Linked DNA regions of Homo sapiens: region 2 is linked to region 1. A link is an interaction called in ENCODE POLR2A ChIA-PET data of the cell type or tissue named here. Cell type or tissue: endothelial cell of umbilical vein. All regions are shown on one strand. Each heading gives the region's core, and the rest is flanking DNA. Links, peaks and the distances in the headings are about the cores only. Region 1 overlaps WDR19 (WD repeat domain 19). Region 2 overlaps TBC1D1 (TBC1 domain family member 1).

The links. Peaks named below come from ENCODE experiments on the same cell type or tissue, not always from the same donor. Only the 100,000 strongest peaks of a DNase experiment are listed, where the experiment ranks them.
Region 2: POLR2A ChIA-PET joins it to region 1 with 8 read pairs; 1 of 35 experiments calls an interaction of 5 or more read pairs at or near these places.

Annotation. Positions count from the first base shown.
Region 1 is chr4:39,220,432-39,231,699 of GRCh38, reverse strand. It overlaps WDR19 (WD repeat domain 19), which reads right to left. Exons shown (of 37, transcript NM_025132.4): 15 at 6,667-6,816; 16 at 3,343-3,490; 17 at 3,010-3,214. Among named protein-coding and RNA genes, the nearest start is that of WDR19, 44 kb to the right of the region's middle. In endothelial cell of umbilical vein, for the core only: no CTCF peak of the experiment used is centred there; a DNase peak (open chromatin) is centred at 3,599.
Region 2 is chr4:38,101,414-38,113,291 of GRCh38, reverse strand. It overlaps TBC1D1 (TBC1 domain family member 1), which reads right to left. Exons shown (of 22, transcript NM_001396959.1): 17 at 10,135-10,293. Among named protein-coding and RNA genes, the nearest start is that of PTTG2, 150 kb to the right of the region's middle. RefSeq lists an enhancer at 6,495-7,170. In endothelial cell of umbilical vein, for the core only: no CTCF peak of the experiment used is centred there; a DNase peak (open chromatin) is centred at 6,771.

The sequences.
Region 1 (11,268 bases), core at 251-8,250:
ACTGTCTAAAACATTTCTTAACCTGTAATTGTCATTTACAAGTAATGAAAAAACACTTAAGCTTTCTTCCTTTTTTTACAGATAAATGTTTTTCCCTAAATTTCTTTTATTAATCTGAATCTACTCTGTAATAAGCCTACTCAATTAACTAAGCTAATCCTATTCATTTATTTCTTTTTATTTCACACATAGATGAATATTATTTTTGTTCTCATATAAGTCTAATAAAATTAGTATTCTATTCCTATAAATTTAGAAGTTTAAAACAGGGGTCAGCAAACTATGGCTTATGGGCCAAATCTAGTCAGGTGCTGTTTTGAAAATACAGCTTGAGTGGAACAAAGTCACTGATCAGCCCACTCTTTTTTTTTTTTTTTTTTTTTTGAAGACGGAGTCTCACTCTGTTGCCCAGGGTGGGTGGAGTGCAATGGCGTGATCTCACCTAACTGCAACCTCGGCCTCCTGGGTTCAAGTTATTCTCCTGCTTCAGCCTCCCGAATAGCTGGGACTACAGGCGCATGCCATGACACCCGGCTAATTTTTTGTATTTTTAGTAGAGACAGGGTTTCATCGTGTTAGCCAGGATGGTCTTGATCTGCTGACCTCATGATCCGCCCGCCTCGGCCTCCCAGAGTGCTGGGATTACAGGTGTGAGCCACCGTCCCCGGCCCAGCCCACTCTTTAATGGATTGTCTGTGGCCACTTTCCTGCTACAACAGCCAGACTGAGTAGCTGCGATAGAGACCCTATGGCCCGTAAAGCTTGAAATATTTGCCATTTGGACCTTAACACAAAAGGTTTTCCGACCTCTGGTTTAAAACATGAACATAAATGCCAATTAAACTTTTTGTGGAACCTCTACATGAGTGAATATATTACATCCATCTATCTATTCATTCATCCATTTATCTATTCACCTATCCATTTTTTCATCCAACACACATTTACTGAACTCGTTACATGCTTGGAAACATGATACAAAAATCAACCACAGTTGCTGTCCTTAAGGCAGTCACAATTGGGGAAGGTGGAAGAGACAGATAAGGAAACAAATGACTATAGCATAGTTTGACAGAGGTAACTGAGTACTTACAATAGGTAACTCTTTGTGCTAAGTCTTTTGCATAAATTCTCTTACCCTAATAACCCTACCCACTAAGTATTATTATTATGTCTCCTTTATAGATTAGGAAAATGAGGCTTAGAGACGTCAAAAGACTAGCCCAAGGCACACAGAGGTAAGTGGTGTCATGCTCTTCACCACTGTGTATACTGCATCCTGGCTCTGAGGCAACACATCAGAAAGACCCCAAGCAGGACTGCCTGTGGTGGTGGGGAAGTCGGGGAAGGCTTCCTGGAGCAGGAGATGGCTCCACTTATCGCTGATGGGTAAAGAAAGAGGGGTTACTACATTCAGAGCAGGGAAAGGGCATTCCAGGAAGAATCATGAAATATATGCAATTTCAGCAGCCAGTGGAACAGAGAGGGACTTGAGTGGAGACAGTTGAGCTGGTGTTAAATCATGAAGTGCCTAGTAGGTCATAGAGGTCCCCCAGGAATGGATTTGTTTGTAAAGGCAATAGAAAGTCACTGAAGGATCCTGAGCAGGGAAATAAGAGGATCAAATCACATCTTCAAAAGTGTGTGGAGAACAGATGAGATCGTTACAAGGCTATTGGCAGACAGAGCAGTTAGGAAGTGGTTAGTTACATTACACATTATTCCAGGTGAGGGCCTGGGTAAAGATGAGGGAACACGGGAGGAGGAAAGGAGCTGGTGTATATGTGTGTTAAGGCATGTGCATGTGTGATTACAGTGAGGGAAAATAGGGGCCTGTGGAAATTGATGAGTTCAGTTTTAGAAAGGGCAAGTTTGAAGAGCTCATGGACTTCCAAGGACACATGACTGGAAGGTAGTTGTAAGTACAGGTTTAAGATAAAGACACAGATTTTAGAGTCAGCTTCATATGGGTGGTATGTTGAGCCATGTTAAGCAGAGGAGATTCACTCAGGAAGAATAATTAGAGTAAGAAGAGAAGGAAACTCATGAGACCCCAATAAACAGCAGCATTTAAGAGAGGCTCGGAAGAATTAGAACGTCAAAGGAATTCACGGTGGCTCTAGGAGATAAGAGAAAAAAACAGTAAAAGGAAATTATAAGCAAAGCAAAATCAAACCTCACTATGATGAAGTCAAGATATTGTTGAAATAATTAGGTTTATTTTATTAGGATTTCCCAATAACTAGGCTCTCTGGAAGCTTAGAAACCGTTTTGTTCTTAAGGGCTTTTCTTGTAATAAAGTACTCATAATAAAAACAGCTGACTATCTTATCTGAGCCTCACAATATCCCTGTGAAATGAACAAGGTAAGTGCTGTTATCTCCATCTATTGAATAGGATTTGACATTTTATCAAAAAGACACCTGCACTCATATGTTTACTGCAGCACTATTCACAATAGCAAAGTCATGGAATCAACTTAAGTGTCCATCAACAGATGACTGGATTTTAAAAAGTGGTGTGTATATATAGATATACACACTATGGAATACTACTCAGCCATTAAAAAAATGAAATCATGTCTTTTGCAGCAATATGGATGGAATTCGAGGTCATTATCCTAAGTGAAATGCCCCAAAGTCAAAAACTGCATGTTCTCACTTAGAAGTGGGAGGTAAACAATGGGTACACATGGACATACAGGTGGAATAATAGATACTGGCAACTCCAAAAGGCGGGATGGTGAGACAGGGTTGAGGGATAAAATACTACCCACTGGGTACAGTGTTCACTATTCTGGTGATGGGTACATTAAAAGCCCAGACTTCACCATATGCACTATATCCATGTAGCACAACTGCACTTGTACTTCTACATTTACAAAAAAAAAAAAAATTCTTGCAAGGATAAAGAATAAAGCAATAAAATAAGATAGAATAATTATAGGATTTGACCTTTAAAATCACAAAAGCAAATGAGAAGTTCCAAAAGAAGTGTGTGAAAGCCTACCTCTTTAGCATTAAATTCTGTGCCAGCATTGGTCTCAGTTCGTCAGGCCCCGTATCTTTTAAGTTGCTGAGAAAGCCATGGGTGCTAAGGTAGATGTTGTTTACTTTTCCACTCTGTGTTTGGCAGGTCAGCTCTCCATTATATAGCAGCAAAGGTTTATGAGCAAAAGGAACTTTGGTGCTACCAGCCAAAATAACCTTGGCTCCTACATTATAAAACAGACATCGCAATGCTGAAAGCTAATACTCAGCACAAACATCAGAAAGAATGTTTTAATTTTACTGCAATGGGAAATTCATCTGTCAGCGAATATACACAAAAGGGGTTTAGTACCTTGTATAGTGTCCTTGTGAAAGACATAAGTGTACACCTTATCATCATCATAAGCAATAAATACACCTTTATCCATTGGCCAGTTTTCCCAAAGAACACCTTTAATGGTTGGTGAAAAATCTGGAATCTCATAGGTAGCGTCATTGACCTACAAAATAAAATTTACAGATTTGCCCCAAGTCTGTACTTGAATCATTATCATTTGCCGTGGTAGAAGCCTGTTTGCAGCCTTAGCTGGCTTAGCTTACTGAGTCATATTCAACCTAACATCACTCCAACAACAACAGGAAAGAAAGTTTCTTTTTCCATTCCTATCCTAGGTCTGGCTTGAAAAAACTATAGTTATTTGGAAAAGCCAAGGTTTGATCTAAAATCTGGCAAATTTGTAGGAGAACCCACAAGTCTAGACACAAAGCTTCAGGTTAAGGAAAAAAAATTAAAGCTGCTCAGGATGACAGAAATTTAAACTACGAACACACTTGTACTTGTGTTTAGAAATTTTTCAATAATACTGAGTATTTGATAATAGTGGGTATTAAGAAACAAATTAACTCACATGATTGAAGTAAATTACACTAGGGATACTTTATTTCAAAAGCTTCTCTAAAATGCATGTCAACAAATATAAATATACAATCATCCCTCAACATCCATGAGGGATTGGTTCCAGGATCTCCCACGGATAGCAAAACCCACAGATGGCCAAATCCCTGAATAAAATGGTGTAATATGTGTATAAACTATGTACACCCTCCCTTATACTTTAAATCATCTCTAGATTACTTATAATACCTAATACAATATAAATGCTATGTAAATAGTTGTCATACTGTATGGGGAATATAGACAACAAAAGTTTTCTGCACAGGTTTAGCACAGACAAAACCATCCATTTTTCCCCTGAATATTTTTGATCTACAGTTGGCTGAATCCATGGATGAGGAACCCACAGATAGGGTGGGCTGACTGTAATATTATACTAAATAAGCTGTTTACAAAAATCAGTCCATATAAGTCCTGTGAACTCAGGCAGGTAGGCTTGTATATATCCTGAATAGGGAACTGAAAAATATCTGCCTCATCCTACTCTCAAAATGAGAATGAAATATAAAATTCTTGCAAATAATAATTCATACTACAAAGCTGTGTTATTTAACATAGTAGTTGCTATTATAACATCTACATGTAGCCAGATGTACCTATTAAGCACTGAAATGTGCCAAGTCCGAATTGAGATATGTTTAAGTGTAAACTACACAGAGAGTTCGCATGAAAAAAAGATTGTAAAATATCTCATTACTTTTTTTATATTCAATTACACATTGAAATGATAATATTGAGATACCATTGCACACCAGTCAGAATCGCGATTATTAAGTCAAGAAACAATAGATGCTGGCAAGGCTGAGGAGAAAGAGGAACGCTTTTACACTGTTAATGGGAATGTAAATTTGTTCGACCATTGTGGAAGACAGTGTGGCGATTCCTCAAGGGTTAAATTAAATATATTAAAATTAATTTCATCTGTTCGTTTTTTATCTTTTAAAAATGTAGCTAATAGAAAATTTTTAATTACATATTTGGTTCACATTATATTTGTATTGGACAGTGCTACTTACAAGATATTGTACTAATTACTTCATTTAATTCTAACCTTATACTCTAGAAGACAGATACTATTATTATTCCCGTTTTACAGATGAAGAAACTAAAGTACAGAGAAATCTGCCCAAAGTCACACAGCTAGTAGGCTGACGAGCCAGTATTTGAACCCAGGCAGTCTGGCTCCTGAGTCTCTGCTTCTAACCACTATGCTATACTGATTCTCACTTTGTATAGATGAGCACATCAGTGCCACTGGACTAGTGGCCGAACTGTTTTCAAAAAAGATTTAGTGCTTATTATGTGGCTAACACTATACTAAAAGCTTACATGCATCATCCTATTTACTTTTCATTTAACAACCCTACAAAGTAGGTACTAGAACTGTCTCCATCTTAGACAGACAGAAAAACTGGAAATCCAATCAAAGTGAGAGCTCTTTAACAGAAATTATCAAGAAAAAGAGAACTGTAAATGGAGAAAGTAAAAATGATTGAAATCACCTTGTTTAAGGCTGACCTTACTCCTTACCCTTTTCCTAGCAGCTACACCCTATTTCTGAATTTAACTCCTGACAGATACCTGATTTACCCTCCTACTCTCTTGTATATTCTGTCTAAGCCACAGTTTCTAACTGTGGTGAACGCACACAGGGGAAATTCAAGGCAGCTCTAATTAGTTCCCTGTTATAGAAAGGAAACCTATACAAGGTGGAATTTCTGTATTAAGTAGAGGAAACTCGAGGTTTATCTTCATTTATGTCATCCTCATTTGCTTTGCAATTGGGAGAGGAATGCATTGACTAAGAACTAGCAGATTAGGAATTTGGCATATATAATCCAGGTACATCTGTGGAAATTTGTTATACTTGTCAAATAAAGAAAGAAAAGAAAAAGAGAAGAGAAGGAAAGGAAGGGAAGGGAAAGGGAAGAGAAAGGGAAGGGAAGGAAAGGAAAGGAAGAAGGGGCGGGCATGGGGAGGAAGTAAGTCTTTGTATCAAGTGAAGTGTAGCAGTGAGGAGCAGGCTGTTTACATTGGGGAGACAACACAGTGAGACCTAGGCACCTGGAAACAGTATTAAGGATGGGTCCACAAGCAGCTGTAGCTTATGTGAATTTGACCAAAAACACAGTAAACCATTAACAGGATATAAAAAGTAAATGAAAAATCCAATTGTAGTTAACTAATGTAAAGGCACATCTCCTTTTTTCTAAATCTATTTTCAAAAAAGTTAAGGATGTTTAAAAATATGAGTGACTGATTTTTAAAATGGGTTCATCCATTTTTACTCATCTAATACAGAAATACCTGTTCCTTGTGCTCAGGATCTTCAAGGAAAGAGGAAAATCAACTGAGGTGGGCAGAAGGCACAGATAAGCTCACTGCCTATTGGGAGAGAAAAGTCATGTACAGGCAGATACACTATAATTATTGTATTGTGCAGTAAGTATATGATAAGTTTGAAAGTGGTTTAGGATATAATAACTATTTTTCCCATTAAAAATCTTTCTGGGATGGCCACTATGAAAAATTACAGAATAATGGAAAAAGTTTTCTTGATATGAGAAATCTATCATAAACATGATATTATGAAGATGACAGCAAAGAACTACAATCCTTGGCACTAATTAATAGAAAATTTTACATGAGATAGGCTTTAAACACTTTTTTTCCCTATATTGCATTTCAAAAAATAAACATTTAAAAATGTTCCAGACTTACTGGACAGTAAACAAATCCATCACTTTTTTCATCAATGAAAACTAATCTGGTCCCATTTGGGTCGGGAAAAATCTTTTTCACACTGACAGGATGTCGATAATCATTAACGAATTGCCAGTCTTCAATGTAGAAATACTGAACGACACCAGTCTAAAAAAAAAAAAAAATCCAGCCATGAAAATATAAAAGGTAGTCAAGGAAATCCTAACTTTCAACATTTAAATTAAACATATGTTCTAATTTTAAGAGAAAAATGTCATGTTTTTGATGAAGTATCTAAGAATAATATTTAGTATATGTGAAAGGTACAGACTCAAGAAAATAAATAAAATGGGAAAAGCTGGGCGCAGTGGCTCTTGCCTGTAATCCCAGCACTTTGGGAGCCCACGACGGGCGGATCACAAGGTAAGGAATTCGAGACCAGCCTGGCCAAGAGACCAGCCTGGCCAATATGGTGAAACTCCATCTCTACTAAAAATACAAAAATTAGCTGGGCATGGTGGCGGGCGCCTGTAATCCCAGCTACTTGGGAGGCTGAGGCAGGAGAATTGCTTGAACCCAGGAGGCAGAGGTTGCAGTGAGCCGAGATTGCACCATTGCACTCTAGCCTGGGCAATACAGCGAGACTCTGACTCAAAAAAATAAAAAATAAAAAATAAAAATAAAAATAAAATGGGACTGTACCTGTGATTAAACAGTCTATTAATTCTAACATTCTTAGTGATATTAAAGCATAATTGATTTTTAGATTTCCTACTTGCTAGAAATACCCCTATTATATAGGAGTAACTTTTAAATACATTATTTCAATTTTTTGCTATTAATAAATTAGAAAATTAATTTTAAGACAAAAAAATCCACCTGATAGAATCAACTGAATGTATATTAGCAATGAACATGTACATACCAAATTAAAAATGCAATACCATTTACAATTACTCAAAAAATGAGATACTTGGGTATAAACTTAAACATAACATGCCCAGGACTTGTATGCTGAAAATTATAAAACACTAATGAAAGACACAAAATATTTAACTAAATGGAGAGGTATACTGTGTTCATGGATGGGAAATTAACATGTTAATTATTCCCATCTGATATAAAGGTTTAATATCATTCTAATAAAAGAAATTTCAACAAGATTTTTTTGTAGATAGACACACAATTATTCTAAAATTTATACAGACTGATAAACTAGAAGAGCTAAAACAATTTAGAAAATAAAGTGGGAAATTAGTCTACCCAATTTTAAGGCTTTCTTTTTATAGCTATAGTAATCAAGACTGCGTAGTATTGGTGGAAGAACAGATACACAGATCAATGGAAGCCTGAAATAGAGACAGATATGTTCAACTGATTCTTTTTCCTGTTTTAAAGATGCCTGTATTTGGCCAGGCGTGGTGGCTCATGCCTGGAATCCCAGCACATTGGGAGGCCGAAGTGGGTGGATCACGAGGTCAGGAGTTCCAGACCAGCCTGACCCCATCTCTACTAAAACATGGTGAAACCCCGTCTCTACTAAAAATACAAAAATTTGCTGGGCGTGGTGGCGTGTGCCTGTAATCCCAGCTACTCAGGAGGCTGAGGCAGAAGAACCTCTTGAACCCAGGAAGTGGAGGTTGCAGTGTGCTGAGATCGCGCCACTGCACTCCAGCCTGGGCGACAGAGCGAGACTCCATCTCAAAACAAAAACAAAAACAAAAAATGAAAAACAAAGAGGACTGTACTTTTATTCTTATTTTTAATAGCTTTATTGATATAATTTACACACTATAAAATTCACCCTCTTAAAGGATACAACTCCATGGTTTTTTGTATATTCATAGAGTTGTGCAATACTTCATCACAATCAATATTAAAACATTTCATAACCTCAAAAAGAAACTCCACTTGGCTGTCAGTCCGTATGCCCTTCAATGGGCAAATGTTAAACAAACTAAGTACATCCATACCATGGAATACGACTCAATAACAAAATGGAACAAACTATGGATACACACAACTTAGATGAATCTCCAGAGAAGTCTGCTGAGTGAAAAAAAAGCCAATCTCAAAATATTGCATACTGTTTGATTCCATTTACACATTATTGAAATGGCAAAATTATGGAAATGGAGAACAAGTTGTTACCAGGGGTTAAGAATGGGGTGGCAGCAGAATTGTTCTGTATGTTGACTGTACCAATGTCAATATCCTGGTTGTGATTACTATAATGTTACCACTGCGGGAAACTAGGTAAAGGGGTACCTAGGACTTCTCTCTGCGTTGTTTCTTACAACTGCATGTGAATTTTACAAGGATCTCAAAACAGAAAGTTTAATTAAAATTTAAAAAAAGGTAACATTTTGGACTTCTATTCAGGGCAAGATAGAGAAGGATAATCTTTTCAAAAAATGGTGCTGGAACAACTGGATATCATTTGCAAAAAGTGATCTATACCTCATGGCATAAACAAAATTTAACTCAATGGACCTAAATGCAAAACATAAAACTATAAAATTTCTAGAAGAAAACATAGGAAAAAATTTTGTGACGCTGGGTTAGGCAAAGATTTCTTAGCTATGACACCAAAAGCATGATCCATGAAAAAATAAATTGATAAACTGGACTTTGTAAACATTAAAAAAAATCTTCTCTTTGAAAGACACTATTAAGAGAATAAAAATACAATCTGTGCGCTGGAAGAAAATATTTGCAAAGCATACATCTGATAAAGGAGTTGAATCCAAATATATATAAAGAACTCTCATAAATCAATAAGAAAACAACTCAATCAAAAATTGGTCAAAAAATTTGAACAGACGCTTCACCAAAGATATACAGAAAGCAAATAAACATATGCTAAGTGCCACATCATTAGTTCATTAGGAATCCAAATTAAAATAACAATGATACCACTACACATCTATTAGAGTGGCTAAAATGAAAAAGACTGATTATGTCACATCTTGGTGAGGACAGAGAGGAACTGGAACACTCACACACTGTTGATGGGAATGTAAAATGGTACAACCGATTTAGAGAACAGTTTACCAGTTTCTTGAACATGAATGTTGATAGAGGCTTTATTTGTAAATACCCCAAACTGGAAATAACTCAAATGTTCACCTATAATTCTTGGATAAGCAAATTATGATATATACATACTATAGACTACTACTACTCAGCAATAAAAAGAAATGAATTACTGACACACACAACAGCATAATGCATCTCAAAAAAATTAATGTTGAATAAAAGACAAACAAAAAGTAGTGCATACTTTATGTTTCCATTTATATGAAACTCTAGAATATACAAACATTTATTACATTTACAGTTACAGAAAAAGCATGGGGTGGGGACAGATGAGAGGGAGGAATCATAAAGGAGCAGGAGAAAACTTTTGGGGGTGATGAGTATGTTCACTATTTCTGAGCCTCAAACTCCTGAGCTCAGGCAATCAGCCTGCCTTGGCCTCCCAAAGTGCTGGGATTACAGGCATGTGCCACCACGCCTGTCCAAATTGTATAACTTTAATAGTGCATTTTTTTGCATATCAATTAAACTTCAATAAAGCTGCCAAAAAACATGATATTTTCTGAATCACTCAAGAATGAAACCAGGATAGTTGCTGCTTTATGAACAGACTACTACACTTATTCCAAAAGCACTGTGGCATAGTGGAAAGAGTAGATTTTCCATCAGGAAATCTTAGTTTAAGTTCCACTTTGCTACAGACTTGCTAGCCTCTCAATCTTCAGTATCTTCCTCCTGAAAATTTCCCTGTGTATTTTATAGATAATGAGATAAAATAAGTGAGATCAGGGCTCTATAAACTATTAGTGTCATACAAATTTCCTATTCCATATTTTTCCATATCACCAAATTACCTGATATATGAGACCTACCTTACTGATGTATATTATCTCAGAGACTTACTAGTTTAGGTCAAACATAAATTTTAAAAAGTCTCTCAGATGGCAACAAGCATGCTTTAAAACATGTTCTTTTAAAAAAAATAATTTAGGCCAGGCTCCTGTGTCCCATGCCTGTAATTCCAGCACTTTGAGAGGCCAAAGTAGGAGGATCACTTGAGACTAGGAGTTCAAGACCAGCCCAAGCAACAAAGGGAGACCCAGTTTCTACCCCCATCAAAAAAAAAAAAAAAAAAAAAAAAATTAATTAGCAGGTTTCTAAAATAAATAAATAAATAAATAAAAAGAAAATATAAAAAATGTTTCAGCTGGGCACGGTGCCTTGCGCCTGTAATCCCAGCACTTTGGGAGGCTGAGGCGGGTGGATCACGAGGTCAGGAGTTCAAGACCAGCCTGGCCAAGATGATGAAACCCCGTCTCTACTAAAAATACAAAAATTAGCTGAGTGTGGTGGCGGGTACCTGTAATCCCAGCTACTAGGGAGGCTGAGGCAGAGAATTGCATGGGCGACAGAGAGAGACTCTGTCTCAAAAAAAAAAAAAAAAAAAAAAAATCAAGGAGGTCTGTTTCTAAAAAAAAAAAAAAGAAGAAGAAGAAGAGAAAAAAGAAAAATAATTTAAAAAACTAAAAATTAGCACGACATGGTGGCATGCATCTGTCCTAGCTACTCAGAAGGATAAGG
Region 2 (11,878 bases), core at 1,814-9,813, 1.1 Mb after region 1:
GTGGGGGCAGAGCTGGCTTCACGGGTGTGTGTTCTGTGCGGTCACACTGGCTCTGTGCTTAGAAGGACCTTGCACAAGGCTTCATGCTCTGTTGTCTCTGTCTTGAAATTCCTAATAATCTTTCAAGAAAGGGTTCTGCATTTTCATCTTGCAATAGGCCCTGCAAATTATGTACCAATTTAGGGGGAGGCAGCCCCCTAAGCAGCTTCCAGAAATAGCTATAGCCACCTTCCTCCCAGCCTTGCTACCGAGTGGTATGTTATGAGAAGGCAAACCTTGGGCCAAATTTTGCCAAACCAATGACCTTTATCAGCAAGCTGACAGGCAATAGGAACCACATAGAGCTTCTCACAGGCTCTGCACTCAAGCCTCCAACAAGCACTTCTCGAGAAAGGTTCAACCAGAGGAGGGCACCGTGGCAATCTAACGGCAGAGCCAGGCCATCCACAGTCAGGTCACACAGATGGAGTGTGGGGACCCGCTCGACAGGCACTGGCCTCCAGTTCTGCTCCATAGTCCCTGGAGCCAGGGTCTGGACGCCTTTCTAATCAACCACAGCCCTTGAACATCATCCATTTCACTAATAAAAAGTTACATGTAGCGCCCCTTATGCTAAGAACAATTCTCTGATGTGCATTTATTTCAATGGCATTTGAAGTAAGTACAAAATGGCCTCTGGCACGTGAAGCTCAGAATGGACTACCTAGCTTCTCTGAACCTTAGCTTCCTCTTTTTAAAAAGGGACAGAACACATAGTTTGCAGAGTGGAGAGTACACGTACAATGCCTAATGCAAATGGTTGCTATGAATGGTGTTCAATAATGGGCAATAATCTTCGGATAGACCACACACATTATAAAAACCCAGTTTCCAAACAAGAGGACAAAAGGGCACACTTATGACCGTTCTGTAGCACAAATGCAAAATAAATTACATTTAAAGTAAAGGAACAACTTTGCAGAGCCATTACTCTATTAACTATAACACTGCACATAAGCTGGGAAATCTCGCTTTCTGACAGCCTTCCAGAGGCAAAGAAAAGTTTCGTCCAAGCAACTAATTTTCACAAAGTTTGGAACTCACAAGCAGGTAGAACTGAAAGCTGAATTCCAAATAATAATAATCACCACCACCACCTAGATTCAGCAAAACACCTGTACACCCCACACTTTCAAATCTCTTGTTATTACCCAAACTGGTCAAGGCTTCCAGGATGCAGTTTCAGAAACTGTCATTGATTTTCTTTATGCAGAAAATCTGTCCTGCATGAAACTGGCCAAGCTAAAACACATCTTCCAGTGTGTTCTATGAGACTCCCAAATGCAACTTCCTGTCCCACTGCACAGCAAGACAGGCCTCTGGGTTCACTACCAGGCTGGGGAACAGCTGTGAGTCTCTGGCCTTCAGCTCCTGATTAGCGGTTAAGCAGGACAACTGCACCCATCTGACTTTGTAACACAGTCCACGTTTTACACGAAATTCTATTGGGGGAGACACTGTTTTCCTATTTTACATTCTTCCAGGTCAATAGTTCTCAATGTTTGGTCAGCCTGAGGACCCCTGGAGGTCGCTGAGATCCTTTTAGGGGTCCATGAGGCCCTCCCCCTGCTTTTCCTACTATAGATCTGTGCAAGGTCAGCTTTTGCTTTATATGCTTCAAATAACAAGCAAAACAGAATGAATGAAGCAAATAAAATTCAGCGGATTCTATTAAATCAGACATTAAAGAGATTTTTTAAATGTAGAAACAATGTCACATTTCTAACTAATTTTATTTTGGAAAACAGTCATTTTTTAATAATTTTTTATATGTATGAGTTTATTATAGCTATGTAAAAATAAATACGAATCAAATAAATACTAATCTCAGTTTTAATTAATTGGTAATATAGTAAATATTGATAGGAATTATCCATGGAAACAGAAGCTCTTTGGGCTACTCGATAATTTTCAAAGTGAATGGCATCCTTCCATCAAAGTTTGGGAATGGCTGTTCTAGGCTAACACGACAACTCACCCACATTCCTGAGTAAACACCAAGTAAAGAGGGAGAGGCAGGTCACGTGGGTAGAGAGTGGATGAGGGGGATTAAAAGCATTTCCTGGACAATCCACATTCGTATAATCCAGTGTTGAGCACTGTAGCCCTCCAGCTCCCATTTAGGAGGTACTAAGCTAGTGCTGATGGCATTCCACAAAGACCACCCATATGATGCGCACCTGCAGCAGTTGGCCGGAGCCGTGGGCAGAGCACCCCTGAGAACACACTCAGCCCCTCACACCCAACTCAAGGCACCTTAACTATGAGCAAAAGACTGTTTACTGTTTGTTGCATTTGTTCAGTTTGTGAACAGATTCTAGATTGAAGCTCTGCCTCAAGAAGACAGGAGAGAAGGCCACACACCCCATAGGAGAAGCATGCTAGCTCGGGAAGACACCAGCTCAGGGAAAGCTAATTTCTGCCAAACTCGAGGGAAGCTGGGTAAAACTGTGCAATCCTTCCTACAAATCTATCAGGATATGAGGCCTGCCTCTTTAAACTGCATTTTACAACTTACCACAAAGCAGAGAAGTGCAGGTCCTTTACATTTTTCTGTAAAGCAGATTACCTTCACATATAAAATGAGAATGGGACTGTTAAGTGGAGAGGGTCAAACATGGGCATTAAAAAACCCCTTTATAAAAAGACATTCGATGTGTCTTGTGGATCTAAGTGGAGAAATATGCCAGAAAGGCCTACAAGATGATCCACAATTCAAACATATTTCTAAATGACCTAGTAATTCCTCTTCATGAAGTGCTCCACAAAATTTTGCTCATCTAACGGATGTTCTTCCAGGATCAATCTTTTCCTTCTTTATCACTTGGAGGGGGAAGAGCCTTCACCCAGCAATTTTCAGGCAGGAATCCTATTAGGATCATCTGGGGGCTTGTTAAACCTGCACATCCCAGGCATCAGAAACTCAATAAGCAGCAGGTCAAGAATGGTGACCTCAGGGATGTGTTTTTCACAAGCCCCTCAAGAGATCTTGCAGGTGGTCCCTGTACGGTGCTGTGAGAAACCCCATCCCATCTCAAGAGTGTCCTGCCTTCCTCTATTCAGAGCCCATCTGACTGCATTTTCAGCGAGACTCCTGATATCTCGGCTCTGTTTACCATGTGGCAGCTGCTACAAGAGGCCAGAGGTCTCTTGCAGCAAACACGGGGCCACCCACAAAGCTATTCAGTCTCACGGTGGCTCTGCACAGTTGACTAACAAGTTTCTTTCTTTTGCTCTTTTCTCCAGGGAGTGGTACTGGCAAACCAGCAATCTGACACCGACCCTCTATCTCCTCTGCAGAAGAGAAACCCTACAACCTAATGATCTCTAAGATTCCTTCCTGGATGAAGATCTGGGATACTAACATCTTCTCACATTGTTGCATTTAGCTCTGAGCAGAATCTGAAATGAGACACTGAGGATACAAACACCCTTTGTAACCCTCAGAAGTTTAAGTCACTTGGTTATCAGTTGCCCAGTATCAGTCTTCCCACTAGAACGTGTGCTTCCCAGAGTGCAGGGAATCATCCTGAATGGCAGGGTTAGGAGATTAAGGGAGAGTCCTTCTAGGAGCAGATTGTTTTTGGGAAACACTTGAATGAGTCCAGTGGCTGCTCCAGTTGACTCCCACTGGCTCTGTGAGCCCAACTCCATGACCAGTGACATCAAGTGGGTAGTTTAAAATGGGGTGTGGGAGGACTAGTTGCACAATGGAAATCTGCAAACACTGAACACCAAGGGCTTCCTCTGAGGGGTGAGAGGAGCTGGTTATTAAACATTTGCCAGCACCACCGACTGACTTGAAAAAGGCAGGAAGATTCCAGACCTCTGTGAAAGGAAATCATACCCCACTTTATTCTTTCCTTTTATCAACGACATTTAGTTATTTCACTTTGGACTTAAAGGGTATATTCAGAATGACCAAATAAATATGATCCCACGATGTGATCCTGATAAGATCAGAGACAATGGCTCACTCTTCAGAATAATGTGTGTGGCTGGTGGTGCAAGAATTCATTAGGCTCCTCAACTGTGATTGTTCAACTGACCTCCATACAGCAACGTCCCCAACTGGACAGACAGGTGCGTGAGATAACAAGACTGCTGAATGTTACATTCTAGGTCCCTTTCTGTCTTTTGCCATGAAGGTTTCTCATTTCTCACACAGGACTTCAACTCAAAGATGGAAGAGAACACTGTGGTCCCCGCCAGCACCCCTGCTAGTGATGAGCAGCTCCACCTGCCCCTCAAAGTGCACGATGCTGCTCTGTGTGTCCTGGCCGAGCGAGGCAGCCCACCGCCTGGGAGAGGAGAAGGGGAAGCGCTCCCCTCTGCCTGTTTGTACTTGGTCATCTTCAATACTCTCAGCTGATTCCTTCCTTTTGGAGGTTCTCCTACTTCTCATCTTTTATGGATTCTAAAAAATCCAACCGTTCTCCTACTTCTCATCTTTTGTGGATTCTAAATGTTCTCCTACTTCTTACCTTTTATGGATTCTAAAAAATTGGATTATAGTTTCTTTTCTTCTGGACACCAGGCAGGCTTTATACATTTAGTAGAAGCAAACAATCAACATGACAGCTCTGCTGCTGGACCCGTGACCCACACGTGTAGTCTGGACACACGCTTAGCGTCTCGCGGCAGCACAGGCATGCCAAACATGTCTGGTATCCCTGATGGAGGATCTCTAGAAGCCCATCAAAAAATGGCACTTCTGGTCACCAAAAGATCATCAGACTCTTGCAGGGATTATAAACTGTGCCATCCCCTTACTGACCTATAATATGCAGATTAATAAAACTATAGCAATTGATGTGGGGGAGATTAGATGCATTCTTGCTTCTGCTTTCTGATCTAATGGTGCTCCTGGGTTTCTGGGCCTGTTGAAGTGTTCTTTCGGCTGAAGCCCTCCTATCATGGGAGAGGCTGCACGCCTCACTGGGGAATGCAGCTGATGGCTGGAAAGTGTTCTAGGCTGGGATGCTAGGGAGGGAGCAGATGATGTGAAGCCTGAAGGGGGTCCCTCAGGAGTTTCCCAGTGTCACTGGCAGCCCCCAGCGTGGTCAGGACGACAGTGGGAGCCCCAGACAGAAGACAGGATGCTGGGCAGTCCATGTTGTCTACCCAGGATAGAGAGTCAAAGAATAGACATGAAAACAGTGGCAATTGTCTGAGGGCTGGACAAATGGATGCAGATGGGTGGGGCAGGCTCCTGACCCAAGGCTTCAAGAATAATGTGATGAGTACCATCTGCTAAGCTGAGAGCAGTTGCCTCTGGCTGGTGTGATCTACCCCAAAGGAACATGATTCCACCAAAGCAGGGGTGGGGAGAGTTGTGCTGGCATGGAGTGGGCAGAGCCAAGAAACACAGAAGCAACATGGTGCCCTAGAAGGGATGTGGTATGGAGACTGAGGAGACCTGGGTTCCAGAACTCCTTCTGGCACTGAGTAACTCGCAATGTGGGCAGAGAACTCAAGCTCTTAAGGGCTCATTCATCCCCTCTAAGTTGGAAATAACGGCACGTGCCCAATTTCACACAGGATGTGTAAAGATGAAATTTGACAAAGGTTGAGAAAATATTCACAAACTGTAGAACACGACCCAGCCATGAGGCCTATTATTCTTACTCTTTGGAGGAAAACACATTGCCAAAAAAAAAAAAAAAAAAAAAAAACCTGTTTAGACTAAAAGCCAATTTCAGAAAGTATAACAAGAGGCAGGAAAACAAAAACCCATGAAAACTCAAAATATATCCAACCAACCATTCTGTTCTTCTGGCCAGAATATGAAGGTCACTTTTTAAGGAAAACTGAAATATGGATTTGATTTTGCTTTATACTACACACCTTCACTGGGCCTTGAGGTAGCCATGGTGTAGACTAAACAGAAAGTGTAGACTAAACAACTGACTTGGCCACAGCACAGCCTTGGGTGAGAGGAGTGGGGGAGGTAACAGGTGGAGTCTGGAGGAGCTTCTGTGGGAGGCCTCCCTGGGCGGAGTCAGCCGGGCAGGCAGGGCACCTGGGACTCCACTGCCGGGTCTAGGCCAATCCCAGTTTCCCCGTTCCAGTGGGGAGAGGAGACTGACCCCGGGGAGTCCCTGGAAAAAGCCTGGAGAGAGACACAGAGGTGACCTGGGAAATGCATTGCCTCACACGGAGGTCCTCTCAGGCCCTCGGGAAGTGTGTGGACAGCATCCAAACCGGAGGCCAGGCGAGGATGGGAAAGAGTGGGGAAGAGAGAGGGGGGTCAGCACTGTCAGAGAAGGGGGCAGCAGAGGGAGAGGGTGGGGAGAGGCAGGGATGGAGAGGACTTGAATGCAGCCAGCCCTGCCAGTGGACCGGGCTCCCACAGACCTCATGCCAGCTCAAGGAAGGCTGCCTGAGCCCTGCAGGGGAGGCCGTGGTGGGGCTCAGGCACACACAGTGCCTTCGGAGTGCACAGCCACGCCGAGGCCCTTGTTCTGATCTGGTCTCTTCTTTTCCCTCTGCAGAAAAGTGATGACATCTGAGCAACAAGAAGCAGGGGCTGATCGTGTCCGTGGAAGAATGAGGGGATACTGCAGGGGAATGAAGAGAAGAAGGTGACTGAATCCAGGAGGGGAGACACCTTCCCGTTCCTCCTCCCAGCCTTGGAGCAAGTGTGGGGAGCGGGGCTGTCTGCATTCCTCCCTTTCAGCCTCCCACCCTGAACCTATTTCTCACTTTGTTTCACATGATAGGAACATGATGGCATTTCCTGTAACTCACCATGTCAGCAAATGCAGCTACTGCCAATTCACAAAACTGCTTTCCTCAGGTCAGTGGGCCAAATGGGCCCCAGCTCCACCAAGGCATTGCCTTGGCCTGCCACTGCACAGCAACACGGGCCTCCTGCGCTCAGAGGGTCCCAGGGAAACACAGAGTGACAGTGGGTTCAGTTCCTGTCACCTCCCCTCAGGTGACTTTGTGACCATGGTCAACATGTGACCTCAGTTTCTTCATTTCTTAGAGAGGGTGCAGGCCACCTTCCCAGGGCTGTTGTGAGGGCCCATGAGATGGCGGTGCTAGTGCAGTGTCTCACACTCTGAATCTTAAAGATATTCTTTGAGCATCTGCTGTGTCACAGCCACTGTCCTAGAAGCCGAGGGTATAATGGCCAAACAGCCCCAGCCCAGTCCGCAGAGGGCTGTATCCTATAAGGGAAAAAGGCAATAAAGAGCCACTGCTGTATACTAAGGACAGGCGGGGGAGGTGGAGTAAGAAATACAGGTTCTGCTAAGAGCTGAATTACCATTCGACCCTGCAATCCCATTACTGAGTATATACTCAAAACAAAATAAATCATCCTACCAAAAAGACACATGTACTCACACGTTCATCACAGCACTATTCACAATTGCAAAGACATGGAACCAACCCAGGTGCCCAGTAACAGTGAACCGGATAAAGAAAATGTGATATATGGACACCATGCAATACTCTGCAGCCATAGAAAGGGACAAAATCATGTCCTTTGCAGCAACATGGATGCAGCTGCAGGTCATTACCCTAAGCAAACTAATTCAGAAACAGAAACCAAGCATCACATGTTCTCACTTAGAAATGAGAGCTGAACACTGGGTACACATGGACATAAAGATGAGAACAGACACCAGGGACTCCTGGGGGGTGGAGAGGGAGGGAGGAAGGCAAGGGTTGAAAAACTACCTATTGGGTACCATGCTTGGTTCCTGGGTGACAAGTTCAATCACACTCCAATCCTCAGCATCACACAATACACCTTTGTAAGAAACCTGCATACGCAATCCTGGAATCTAAAATAAAAGTTGAAAAAAAAGTGCAGCTTCCGAAGTCACACTGATTAGCGGCAAATCGGCTGTGTCACTTTCAGCAAGTTACGTAACCTGTCTGTTTCTATTTTCTCAACTCTAAAGAGAAACAGAACAACATCTACCTGATCATGTTGTAAGGATTAAAGAAAGGAGTTTAAGTCCCTTTGCACAACATTTGGCCCAAGGTGAAGTTAGGCAGCAGCAGTGATGATAATAAGCAGATAACGGTGATGATGAGAAATGTGATACGCACCATGGGGAGAGTGTGGGGTGCTACAGGGGGCTTAGCAAGACACCTCATCCAGTCTTGAGGTGGGAGAGGAGACCACAGTCAGGGAAAGTTTCTCAGAGATGATGTTCAAGCTAAAGAATAACCTTAAGTGGGGCCGGGTGTGGTGGCTCACGCCTGTAATCCCAGCACTTTGAGAGGCCAAGGCGGGAGGATCACGAGGTCAGGAGATTGAGACCATCCTGGCTAACACGGTGAAACCCCGTCTCTACTAAAAATACAAAAAATTAGCTAGGCATGGTGGCGGGCACCTGTAGTCCCAGCTACTTGGGAGACTGAGGCAGGAGAATGCTGTGAACCCAGGAGACGGAGCTTGCAGTGAGCTGAGATCACACCACTGCACTCTAGCCTGGGCGACAGAGCGAGACACCGTCTCAAAAAAAAAAATTAAAAAAAAAAATAACCTTAAGGGTTATGAAATTAACCTTTAAGGCTAGCTACGTGGCTTGAGAGGAAAGGACTTCATACTGCCTGATGCGGCTCACACTGCATCCTCTGTCGTGGCTGCAGGAACAATCAGAGAACCGGGCCACCGCAGGGCCCCAAAGCACTGTGTGTTCTGTGGAGCCTTCAGCAGCAGCAGCTGCAACCAGAACAGGTATTCTGGAAGCAGGGCCACATGCTCTAAAAGCAGCAGGGCCCATCTCCTACCACATCGAGCCAGCTCACCACCAGTAGAGACAGCAGCTTGGGTGATAGGCGGCAGGCAAACGGGAGTGCATTGCCACCTGGCCCTGTGCATGGCCACTGACAAGTCAGGAGGGCCCTCTGTGCATCATAATCACACCCCAGTTCAACAAGTCCTTCACAGTGGCAACTGCAAATCTATCCAATACAGTCATCCCTTGGCATCCTCGGGGGATAGGTTGCAGGAGTCCCCACAGACACCAAAATCCACGGTGCTCAAGGCCCTTCTATAAGATGGTGCTATGTTTGCACATAACCTACACACATCCTCCCATACACTTTTTTTTTTTTTTTTTTTTTTTTGAGACAGAGTCTCATTCTGTCACCCAGGCTGGAGCGTAGTGGCATGATCTTGGCTCACTGCAAGCTCCGCCTCCTGGGTTCACGCCATTCTCCTGCCTCGGCCTCCTGCGTAGCTGGGACTATAGGCGCCCACCACCATGCCTGGCTAATTTTTTTGTATTTTTAGTAGAGACAGGGTTTCACCGTGTCAGCCAGGATGGTCTCGATCTCCTGACTTCATGATCCACCAGCCTTGGCCTCCCAAAGTGCTGAGATTACAGGCGTGAGCCACTGTGCCCGGCCACATCCTCCCACACACCTTAAATCATCTCTAGATTACCTATAACACCTAATACAATGTAAATTCTACATAGATAGTTACTATATTTTAAAATCTATATTATTGTTTAGTTTTCATTGATTTTTCTTCCCAAATACTTTCCATCTGAGGTTGGTTGAGTCCCCAAATTCAGAACCCATAGATATGGAGGGCTGACTGTATATTGTTCCCATCTTCTTATTTTAAAAACTATTCAAGAGACAAGGTGCCACCCAGTTTCCAAAATAAAATCATTCAAGGCACACACACAAACTGCTTTCTACAATTTTTCTGATGAATTCTGTTTGTGAGCAGTAAAAATGAGGGAGTGGCTCCTGTAATTAAACCAAGCCTCGGTTCTGAACATCTATACGTTTTCCAGGATGTTCCTTCGGTTGACTGTAAAAACCTCCTATCAATATTTGAGTTACTGGACTGAACCACAATTATGACTGCAGCCTTAATGAACACCCTCCCTCCATGCCAAGCAAAGTTAACAAGCTCCCCAGTGAAAATACAGAGATTTTTATATGCTTGAAGATGACATTTGTGATTACCCTAGGGCTTTTTAAATTAAAAGTCTCAGTAGTAAATTTTGATTGCTAAACCTAAAGGCAGGTCAATACATAACTTGGACAGTCTCTTCAGATTTTTCATGTGAGTGAAACTTCCATTGTCATCTCCAATCGATGGCACAGACTTACCAAGGTCAATAAGAATCGCATGCTGCTGGGAAGTCAGCTGCTTTAAGAGTTCTTTGTATGGCACATCCTTTGGCTGCTGTTTGCTGGGAAACTGGTGTTTAAGGTGGAATTGCTCAGCTAGAAATTTCCAGATTTCACCTCGGTGATGACGTGGCACACCTTTAAAAGGGAGAGAAGACATGGAAATAATTTATGCACAGAATACAACTTAATAATAAAAATGAATTGTGTTTCATGTTCCATTTATCCAAATTCTTGTTCCTTTTTTTTTTTTTTTGAGACAGAGTCTGGCTTTGTCACCCGAGCTGCAGTGCAGAGGCACAATCACATCTCACTGCAGCCTCAACCTTGTGGGCTCCAATGATCCTCCCACCTCGGCCTCCCAAGTAGCTGAAATTATAGGTGCCCACCACCATGCCTGGCTAATTTTTTTTTTATTTTTGTAGAGACAGGGTCTCACTATGCTGTCCAGGCTTGTCTCAAACTCCTGGGCTCAAGCGATACTCCTGCCTCAGCCTCCAAAGTCCTGGGATTACAGGGATGAGCCATCATGCCTGGCCACTGGTTCCATTATTAATTAACAGCATAAGAACAGAAGGGAGGCAACTAAAACCTTGCCCTATTTGCTTCTTCCCCTACTTCCACCCCCTATTCTCCCCTCACTTCCCTGGCCCCTTCCTCCCTTCTTCTCACTTCTCAAATGTGTTATCATGTTCTGACCCTGTCAGACTCTGCAAGGAATAAAGAATACGACCTGAGCTCCAACCTGGTGCCAATTAACAACATTCTAGGGAAATAAAGCCAAGTATGAAAAATTGTCATGTAAGATGTGATCTCAGAAAGCAGAGAGAATCAAAAGGAAGTAGAGCTCAGATGAAAGAGAAGCTGGCTCATTTCTTTTTATTATTATTATTATTATACTTTAAATTTTAGGGTACATGTGCACAACGTGCAGGTTTGTTACATATGTATAAGTGTGCCATGTTGGTGTGCTGCACCCATTAACTCGTCATTTAACATTAGGTATATCTCCTAATGCTATCCCTCCCCCCTCCCCCCACCCCACGATAGGCCCCAGTGTTTGATGTTCCCCTTCCTGTGTCCAAGTGTTCTCATTGTTCAATTCCCACCTATGAGTGAGAACATGCGATGTTTGGTTTTCTGTCCTTGCGACAGTTTGCTCATTTCTAACTGAGCAATCAAGGTTCCACAGAATCCTTCATTTGAGTCGAGCCTTAAGGATGAGGGAAAAGGAAGAGAAAAGTACAAGAGAGAGGGAACCGAGAGTGATTCAGTTTGCCTCAGGCACAAGGGTGCATGTGGAAGAGAGCAGCTGGCAAGAAGGCTGGAAGGGTTATTGTGAGAGGCAAAATTGACGGCAAGAAACCTGCCCCACGTTTGGTAGCTCCAGGGAATCATGCATGTTTCTGAGCTGAGGTGGAGTAAGCTAATCATAGCTGAGATTCTGGAATTCTGATGAGGCTTCTTTCTGCAAGATAAGCTGCAAGAAGAGCCCAGAGGCTGGGTAGGAACTGACTGCACAGACATTGCCATGTGAGCATCCAACAAAGCTCTAAAAACAGAAAATGTCCAAGAGCCTCTAACTAATGCTTTGCATGTGATTAATTTGAATACTCACAGTGATTAAAAATGTCTAAAACTTAAGAAAATTCTCTTAAAGTCAAGGATGTTATTTAGGGCAAACCTAATTTTAAAAGGTGACAGTTTTGAACCAAAATTCTTT